Regions from separate parts of the Homo sapiens genome. Here region 1 is linked to region 2. The links are chromatin loops, found by intact Hi-C in ENCODE. Cell type or tissue: breast epithelium. All regions are shown on one strand. Links, peaks and the distances in the headings refer to the core of each region. The heading gives the core; the rest is flanking DNA.

Evidence for each region. Hi-C counts contacts between places; a loop is a spot of excess contacts. Peaks named below come from ENCODE experiments on the same cell type or tissue, not always from the same donor. Only the 100,000 strongest peaks of a DNase experiment are listed, where the experiment ranks them.
Region 1: it touches region 2 in a loop (20-fold over the local background); 1 of 110 quality-filtered maps calls a loop at or near these places.

Annotation. Positions count from the first base shown.
Region 1 is chr6:12,058,606-12,062,805 of GRCh38, reverse strand. All of the region lies in intron 2 of HIVEP1 (HIVEP zinc finger 1), which reads right to left. Among named protein-coding and RNA genes, the nearest start is that of HIVEP1, 48 kb to the right of the region's middle. In breast epithelium, for the core only: no CTCF peak of the experiment used is centred there; a DNase peak (open chromatin) is centred at 1,815.
Region 2 is chr6:12,389,756-12,395,600 of GRCh38, reverse strand. LOC105374931 (a long non-coding RNA gene) reads right to left here and starts at 127. Exons shown (of 3, transcript XR_926488.2): 1 at 87-127. In breast epithelium, for the core only: no CTCF peak of the experiment used is centred there; no DNase peak of the experiment used is centred there.

The sequences.
Region 1 (4,200 bases), core at 753-3,252, 330 kb after region 2:
TTAGAAACTTCTCTCAGTTCAAATCCTGGTCTATCCCTTTCTTATCTTTATGACATTGAGCAAGTTACTTATAAGCCAAACCTCAGTTACCTCATCTGTAATGGGTGAGAAAATGGTACCTACCTCACAAAGTTGCATGAGATTCAGAAAAAACAAGAATAAGAATATTTAGAGTAGCACTCGGCATGTAGCTGGCACTCATTAAAGATTACTTCTTATTGTCTAACAAATACTCAAATATTTTATTCCCCATAGCCTTTTGACTTGCACGAGCAATTGAAAAAAAGAAAACCAATTTTGGCTTCCTTGCTGAATAGATGTAACTTAGAATTAATTTAAAAATTAAGAAAAATAATGAAATGTTTAATTACATCAATATCTGTATCTAATAACTCATAAATGTTTATACATTTAAATATCGTACTCAAAAGGTAAAGAAATTTAGACTTACTATACAATATTCCAAATAAAAAAGAAATGGAAGGTTTAGGAAGCCAAATAAGGTTATCATTAAAGGAATAGTTTTATATATATAATCTCTAACATGTATTAAGTAATTTCTGAAATATTTTAACTTAATGTAATAATTTCTAAGTAAATTCTAAGTAAATCTGAACATTCTACAAATTTGTTCAGTGGCACTATGTAACACCATCACCTAGATTTTACCTAACACTATACTTTTAAAAAGAAAAGATTTGGCATTCATTTCACAGATTTGACTTAGGCAACTAGTTATTCTTTAAATAAGTTGTAATATGCATTAAGCAGTCAATGACTAACAAACTGACAATGTATTATTTCACCTAAACTATTTTTGACTCTACTATAAAACAATATTAATACTTGGCTCTCATTCAAATTTCATCAGAAAACTAAGAAGTCAAGTAAGTTTCTTTATATTTGGTAAATTTAATACATCATAGGATTTCCTCACGAGAAATAGATTTTTACTTAGAAATTTTTTTTAAACTGTAGCTTGGTGTTTAAGTTAAAATTACCAATCACATTTATTTTTAAACAAAGGCAATATCCACAATGATATCCACAAGAAAACAAAAGACAAATATAATTTTCATATTCAATTTACCACTTATGTCAACAAAAGCCATAAAATGATCATACTATAAACTTGTTAGCAATTTTCTATTTGATATAAAAGTATTTCCAATAAAATATACTATAACAATGATCAAAATTCTCAAAATTCATCTCTTCAGATATAAGCATTTTATCTACAAAACATGCAAGTGATTTTCTTCTACATTTTATGCAGAAAAAAATCTTCTAACTTTCATTGTTTCGTTTTTCTTCTATTAGCCAGCTACACCACTCTGTAATATCTGTATAACAATGATACCAGGTTAGTAACACAGTCATTTCTGGTTACAGTTTAACCTACCATATTAGATTTTTCTGAGTGTATTAGTCCCACAGTAATTTATTTGACCTGCTATTGATGTCATTTACCTATATGCAAACGTGCCAATTGAAGTTAGTCTCTTTTTATAACCAGGGTGTACATTTGGTTTAATTGTTTAAACTCTTTTCATCAAATCACATCAAGTGTAGGAAATCGCATCAAAGGGTGGGAACACACACAACATTACAATCCTTTCATTTCACATAGAGAATCCACAGGCACTTGCACAAACACATCCGTCACACCCAGGGGTATGTGCACAGTCACGTTACCAGCCATGACAGGTCGGCCATCCCCATTATCTGTGCCGCCGCGGCACACCTGAGCTCCCTGCCCCTTCACGTCACATCTAGGAGCAGCTCTAAGGCAGACTCTCGCTCATGGGCTGCCTCCTGGAAGTCCTCCCCCACTACCTCTCCATGGCAACCGCAGCCACAGAGAAGCCAGTCCATCTCTTACGCAAATGAAAGGAGGCCACAAATGTCAGCAGTCACAACATCCCCATTTTCCCTCCCTACTTAATTTCCTTCTTAAAGTCACAGTAATGCATTCTTCTTATTCTGCATCCGAGAGTACCTTCCCAACCGTTTAATGGCCAGGAAAGCAACTTAGGAAAATCAGAGTTAAAAATCCATCTGTGTGACCACTTACATAACATGACTGAGAATCCAAAGATGATTATGATTTGCTGAGTTTCATTTACTGACACAGTATCTCAGCAAGCCCCCTTTATGTCTCAGCATCCTAGTATTTGAGATAAGAGTCCTTTAAGATATTAACTATCCTGTAATTTGGCTTTCTTAAAAACGACAGAGAGAGAGAGGCCATCCATTATGACAGTCAAGAAACAATCAGTACTTAATATGCATTGTTTCTTTTGCAGATTCTCATTTATTTAGAAAAGTCAAGGTTTTAAAAAATATTTTTACTTTTAAACCAAATCATCAACTATCTAATTCTACAGGAGGGAAAAACTGAACAGATTATCATTCATTATTCAATTGTTATCAGGTTTAGTTTATACTGTAATTGTCTGAAGTTTTATTTCCCAGATATATATTTAAAGAAGCAAATATAATGGCTAGTTACACTTCATATGGCTACAGAGATTGGAAAGCAGATGTAAATCCCCATTAACAAAATCATGCTTACAATAACTGTTTAATATATAGATGTCAGATTTTAAAGTATGTTTTAATCCATGGGATGCACCAAAGTATCAAATTCTGTAAGTGGTTATAAACATGTGATGGTCTAATAAAAAGAATTCCAATTGAAATAGCTTGGAACAAGATACTACTGGTGAACAATATAAACGTGGTGGGTTTAATATTCTCCAAAACATGTATTCGAAATCAATTGAAATCCAAAACAGTTATGTTTACATGAAAAACAATACAAGAGAATTAGAACATTAAAAAGTACATATATATGTATACATGTATATGCATACACATTTTTTAGTTGTCCAATGAAAAGGGCAATTTAAAAACTTGAATTCTTCAGCAAAACATTTACTAAGTATCTACCAATGTGCTACGTACCCTACAGTTTAGGGACACAGAGACATGAGGCATTTTCATGGAGGGCCACTCAGAGGCAGTGGGAGCTGTACCTCAAGCAGCCCCAACCCATCCCAGCTGAGTATTCCAGGAGGCTGCCCAGAGGGACTAGAGGTGAATCTCAGGATCAAGTTTCAGTCCACAGCAGAAAAAGACTCAAGAGATTCAGGGAAAAGCATGATGGTTAGAAACAGCACAGTAGGCGAGGAGAACCCCAGGTAGGTGGCAATGCAGGGAGCACCACCGGAGGGATGTGGCAGAAGAAGCAGTCAAGATCATGGACACAGTAACGTGAAAGGAATCTAAGCCTTTATCTTGAGGTTTAGGGTTAGAGTATAGTGTTCTAGATAACACAATAACACAATCACATTACAAATTACTCAAATTATTCATTGCTGTTGGTTCTAAATGTTTAGCGGGAATCCCCACCCAACCTCTGTACCCCGCCCCCCAAAAAATGTAGGATAAGAAAGTATGAATGTTGGCTGGGCGCAGTGGCTCACGCCTGTAATTCCAGCACTTTGGGAGGCCGAGGCAGGTGGATCACTTGAGGTCAGGAGTTGGAGACCAGCCTGGCCAACATGGCAAAACCCCATCTCTTCTAAAAATACAAAAATTAGCTAGGTACAGTGGTATCAAATTCTGTAAGTGGTTATAAACATGTGATGGTCTAATAATAATAATTCCAATTGAAATAGCCTGGAACAAGATACTACTGGTGAACAATATAATGTTCAGCTATTTGGGAGGCTAAGGCAGGAGAATTGCTTGAACCTGGGAGGTGGAGGTTGCAGTGAGCCAAGATTGTGTCACTGCACTCCAGCCTGGGCAACAAACAGAGTGACACTCTGTCTCCAAAAAAGAAAAAAAAAAAAGTAAGCATGAATGTCTATGTCTATGCGTCTCACATAAAGCAGCTGTTAACTACACAGAGCAAGGTACTAAATCAATACATATGTACATACTTACATAGATATTTACATGCATACATGCATGCTTGGTAAAATTTTCTTTTGCAAAGCTTACTAGGTCAGCCCCACGTGACTTGTATCAAGAGACCAGGAGTCTAGTTCCAGCAATACCATCACCAGTACGGAGCTGTTTGCGCCTGGGCTGCTTGCCCAAGCTGCTGGAGCCACACCTAGGAAACATGGAAAATCTACCCCCTGCCTAAAGCTTCCATTCCAGAACTTACTACCCCAAAGTAAAGTATTT
Region 2 (5,845 bases), core at 2,090-4,589:
GCTATGAAAACAATGACAAGAGAACATTTCTCTGTGTTTTAGAGAGGAAGGGCTGAAAAGGGGGCAGGGTAGAAGACAGAGCCTACCTTTCTTTGCCCTTCTACTCTCTGTTGCTGAAGCACCTGCCTCTCTTTCTTTGTCCTCTATAGTATTGATCACTGTATTATAATTGTCTACTTCTCTGTAGCCAAGTGACTACGTTATCTTGTGTGATGAAAACAATCAAGTCTATCTGCCTGAGAATTCTATCTTCAGTGTGTATTGAGCTTTTCCGCTGAATGAATTAATGAGTGACTGAATAAATGCATGACTAAATAATTGAGCATGCATACACTGTGCTAGGTGTATTTGGAAGAGTACTTCCACTTGCCTATTTCCTATCCACTTTTTAAGACCCAGCTTAAACATCATCTTTTATAGAAACTAATTTTCAAAATACCCAGAGAGAAGAAAAAATTATTCTACCGGGCTCTCTTTCTGCTCCATATGTCCTGCTTACAGCCAGTAGATTATTCAGGAATTTTTGACTTGCGTTCTACCTTTTAACGAATGTAGTAAAGTACTCATGGATGTAAGTGCTAGAGAGCTACCATTCAGAATGCAGCTCCAGGCTAATTTATTGACTCTGTTTTTTTTGTTTTGTTTTGTTTTGTTTTTTTGTTTGAGAGGGGGTCACTGGTTGCTAGGTGTCTGAGGATGGTGACATGGAGAATAATTTTTATGTACATGTATATACAATAGAAAATACCATTTAGGAGGAACAGCACTTGGTCTAACCCCTCAAAAACATAAAAATTTATCAAAACTCTCCTGGGATCAACCAAGGTGCTCTTACTTGTGATGGGAACAATGAACACTTTTAAAACAGATTTTATCAACTGTCATTCTAATACTCTTACGGGGACATAAAGGTATTTCTTAATAAGGGACATTTAACAGTACAATTCCTGCAAAACTGATTAAACCAAAAAATATTTCATTGTGTAGCATCTACAGTAAATCTTACCACCCTCTCTGCCCCTGCACAGCAAAAATAATCTATCCCTCCTCCCTGACAGAGCCTTAGAAAGGGAAAAGGAATTTGGTATTATCAATGTGCTGGTTTATCAGATATGAATTCATTTGTTTTTCTCAAAAAACAACTTATCAGCGTGAACAGAGCTGGCTGGCCCAAGTGTGAATTGTGCTCCAAATCCCCTTTCTGAGCTCCCCAGGGCTCAAGAATTTTTATCACCCAGTTTGTTTCCCCTGTTTGTGCTTTTTTAACCTCTTACCTATTGAGGTGACTTTCTGGGTCAGGATTCCTGTAAAGACACTAGGAATTAGCACTGCTGAAGGAAATATCCAGGTCCGGCTGCCTGATGGCCAGTCTGCCGGGTAGTATTTCAGCTCTGATGGGAGAACCCTGGACAGTTGGAAGTCAGATGAATTACCTGGAGATGGCCCCTCTTCATGCTGCCATTGTTTGTTTTCTCTATCTGGGCAGATTGGAAAATGTCCAATATGAAAGGCAGGGCTTGGGCCCAGCAGCCCTGTGCACTAAGTCAGCACACCAGGAGACAGAGAAAGGCTTCCTTCAGCCAAATCCCACTGCCTGCCTCACCTCACCTGGGAGGGCTTCTTCACATCCCACCATGGAGTGCCTTGGGGCTCATGAGCAGGGGACTCCTGGTCTCTGATGTCTGATATTGACTCATCTTGTCTGTGTTTTCAAGACATGCTCCCCTCTTGAAGCTTTTTGGCCACAGAATCACCTGTGGAATGTTGGATACCTATCTCCCTCACACAGATGTATGTGGGAAGGCTTAATTCAGAATGCCCCCCTTTTTTTTCTATCCCTTAAATAAAAAGCAAGCCAAAATAATTCAAATAAAAGAGACTGGAAGTACTCAGAAATCTCTCCAAAGGTAAAATGAATGATAAGTGTTGTCAATTGGGATTTCTAACTAGAAATATTGACAGAGAAGAATATAAGGCCTTCATTTTTTGTGTGTCTTTTGCTTTGGCTTCTATATATTACCCTAAATTGACATTTCTTTTAGTGTTTGTGAGACCTATATCCATACATACATGACACATCTTATGTGAGGGAGACCTGGAATTGAACCTGAGATAGGGTTGTCAGAAATTTTTGCAACTTACAGAAATTGTTTGTAGAATGGCACGGTATGGTTTGTAGTAAGAGTGTTGGTAAGGATCATAAAATTAGAAGGCTGCTGTTGTGTCTAAGGCTAGACTCATACTATCTAAGCAAGTTTGTTCAGCCTTTCTTATGAAAACTTCCCAAGGAAGTGACTCCATAACCTTCTGAATAAGGTCTTACAGCTGTATGGTGTCTGTGGAGAGCAGCTCAGCAAGGAAATCAAAGTCTAGGTCCCAACCAGCAAATCTGACAACTGTATGAGTCTGCACTCCTGGCTGAGGCAAGCATGAACCAGCTGTCAGGAGCCAGGTAGTCAAGGTAAAAGATCTGCAGCATATGGATTTAGCAGAGGTCAGAGCAAGGGAGAAACCAGGGATCCAAGGAGGTCAGTCATAGGTTATTGGGAAGACAGTTGTCTGAGGCCCAGGCACGGGAAATGCTGGAAAGCTAAGAAGAAATTCAGGTAAAACTACCTGCAAGTAGAAAATGATGCTGGAAACCTGATCCTTAGACAAGGGTCCATCACAAACCAAGGTTGCTTCTGTGGTCCTGGTTGTGGGCCTTCGATTAGGACAGGCAGGGAAGCATTTCACAATTGTCAGCCTGAACCAGTTGGAGCAGGAGCAGGAATCTAACTCTGAGCATTCTTACAAAGAGCAAACCTTACTGCAAAGAGGAAAACCACCTCGCCCCCGTAGGCCTTGCATGAGGACCTGCTCCTCGTTTTTTATTTCTCTAAGCTACCAAAGTCATTAACACCAAGTTATGCCTGCTTAGATTTTTCCAAGGTGGCTGCTGTCCAAGTGCATGACATCCTGCAGCTCCACGGAGCCTGGGAGACTGAGGAGCTCAACAGGGAAAGATTATCAAGCTCTCTTACAAAAGCAAAGCACCCCCCCCCACCACCCAAATTAAAATTCTGAATAGATTCGTTTGCTTGAAGTTCGTGTTTAAAGAAAGTTAAATTTCTAGTGAGGGCCAAGGTACCTCCTCTGCAAACATGGTAGAATTTAGTCTCCTCTTACTTGAAAGTTAAAAGACTGTGGTCATACAGTTATGAAGACGCATGTGTCTTCATGTGTATTTAAAATACCGTGATAGTACTCACCTCAGCAGCACATATACTAAAATACCATGATAATTCTTTACATTGCCAAAAATTAAATTGGTTACTTTTTGGCTCTTGCCATGCCATATATGGGGTAAAAATAATGAAATATCTCTGTATGTTTTCATTTTAACAGTTAAACTTTCATTTTCATTTTAAGTCACTAAAATATAAAGAAATCTTAATTATTTTCTATCATAGGTTCTGATTGAAGGAGAAACAATATTCATGTTCCATGTGTCAAGTATTAAGTAGTATGGCAACTTTTCCCTGTGATTTTTGAGGAACTTGAAAATTATTTAGAAATTTCCTACATGTCTTATGATAGATTCAGAAGCCTTCATAAACACTAATAATTAGCATTGCTAAGGTTTTCTGGTAGAACTTCAGCTCCAGTGGGGAAAAAGGGTCTACATGCTGCCATCATTTTCTTTATCTGGGAACAGTGGAGAATATCCAAAGCAAAAGGCAGGGCTTGGTCCCAGCAGCCCTGCGTGCTAAGTCAGCCTAGATAGATTCAACTACCACACTCTCATCACACACTCATTGGACCTATCACTTCCATGGCATGCACTGTGTCTATGTATGTCCTTAACTTGTGTCTCTAGCGTCTTGCCTGGAATTCATAAGTACCTGTTGATGATGGAATGAATTCTGTAATTGTACACAGTTCAACCTTGCCTATAGGATAAAGTCCAGATTCCTTTGGCATTGCAGACTTCCCAGTGTGACTCCAATCTCTTCTTCCACTCCTATTTCTCATCCATGTCCTTTATTTTTCTTCCTCTCCTAAACTGATCTCTTCACAATCCCAAGAACACATCTAATGTTCCTTCATCTCTAGGTTTTTTCTTCTATCACTAGGAGTACCTGCGAGTAATATCCTAACATCTTTTTGAGTTACTGAATTCCTACTAATTTGTTAATGTATAGTTCAAGTTCAACTTTTACCCTGAGGTCTTTCCTCTGCTGGACTTCATTAAAAGTTATCATCTGTACCACTTGCTTGACACTTACTATTCCACGTTTACGTCTTTATTAAACTATGCCTTGTCTACCCATTTACATTCTAAAGTTCTTAGAGACAGAGTCTATGTCTTTAATACTCATCTCTAATTCAATCTTTCATTTATTGATTGATTCTATCATTTAACTAAAAAACATTTATTGAGTATCTATCATGTACAAACACAAAGTTGTAAGGGAAGAAAGAGAAATTAAACATAGCTCTTACCTTCAAAGATATTAAAATTAGCAAGAAAACTCTTTCCACATAATAAATTTCAATATATAACAACTCATTATTGATGGATTACCATAGAAGGCAGTCATACTTCTCCATTAACACAGAATTTAAAGGGCTCTTGCATCAGAATTATGAAGGTATCATTACATTTAGGAATTTTTTTATTTAAAAAAATTCAAATACATGCATGATATCATACCAAGTTGAATTTCTGTCAATCCAACAATGCTATCAAAATAAAGATTGTATATCCTATAACTAGTGTCTCTACCTGAGAAAAATCAGAAACAGTAAAAAGTGATACCAATTATTTAGGAGCTCATTGATAACTTGGTTTTCTATAGGAGCTGCTGAAGAGTAAGATGCTGTTCAAGGGGTCTTCTGCGGGCAGAGGGAAAGTAACTGGTTTGTTTTTTGCAGTATCTCAGTTGTGTCCTGGAAATGTGGAACGTCAGGAATGTCCTGCAAGTTGTGTGTGCAACAGATGATAATTGGTGCATGACCCCTTTTCTGAAGGCCCGCCCTGCTGATGAAAGAGTGTTACTAATGGAATGGATAAAATAACTTAGGGCACCATGACTTTTTATTTCCCCCGTGACATTTCGGCCAGAATTACTTAGATTCATAAGAAAGAAAAAGACCTGTGCCATCAATTCCCTTCAGTGTGAGAAATTTCTGTGATGTTTGGTAATTACTTTGATTAGAATTCTGTAAAAGTTATTTGTCTTCTACCAATTAAACCCTGCTCTTCAGGCATTCCCTCGGTTAGCTCCCCTCCAAAAGATGGACAGACTGTTTTGTAAGAAGGAAATTATTCCCAACACTCACTGCTTTCTAAAGTGGATGTTACTCTAATGCTGTTTCTCCTCTCCACTCTTACCCACAAAATTGTCTTCTTTCCTCTATGAACTCACCCAGTCATGTTGCTCCCTGGATTATTCCATGGACTTTTAATTTTTCCAAAGATCTGGAGCCTCGATGATCCCATGGGTGAATTTCCTTTTTGTGACTTTTCCAAGATCAGGCAAGACTGGGCACATTCAGGTAGTATGGCCATAGACCCTTCTAGTGACTTTTCTATGCAGTAGAGTCAATGAAATCACTTCCTTAAATATGCTATTTTTAATTCCACTTCCTTGAACTTCCCTTTCTATGCATTTTCTATATAGAGTTCTTTCAATAATCTAAGAAAGAAATTTATCAAAAGAGAATTCCTCTAAATACATTTCCTAGGAATTTAAAGATGCATAGGTCTTCAAAATTAAATACTTTATGTGTTGAAAGCCCTAAATATTTCCACTGAAGTCTTCTGCCCTCTTCTTTTCTCCTGAAGTATTTTGCCCTTGAT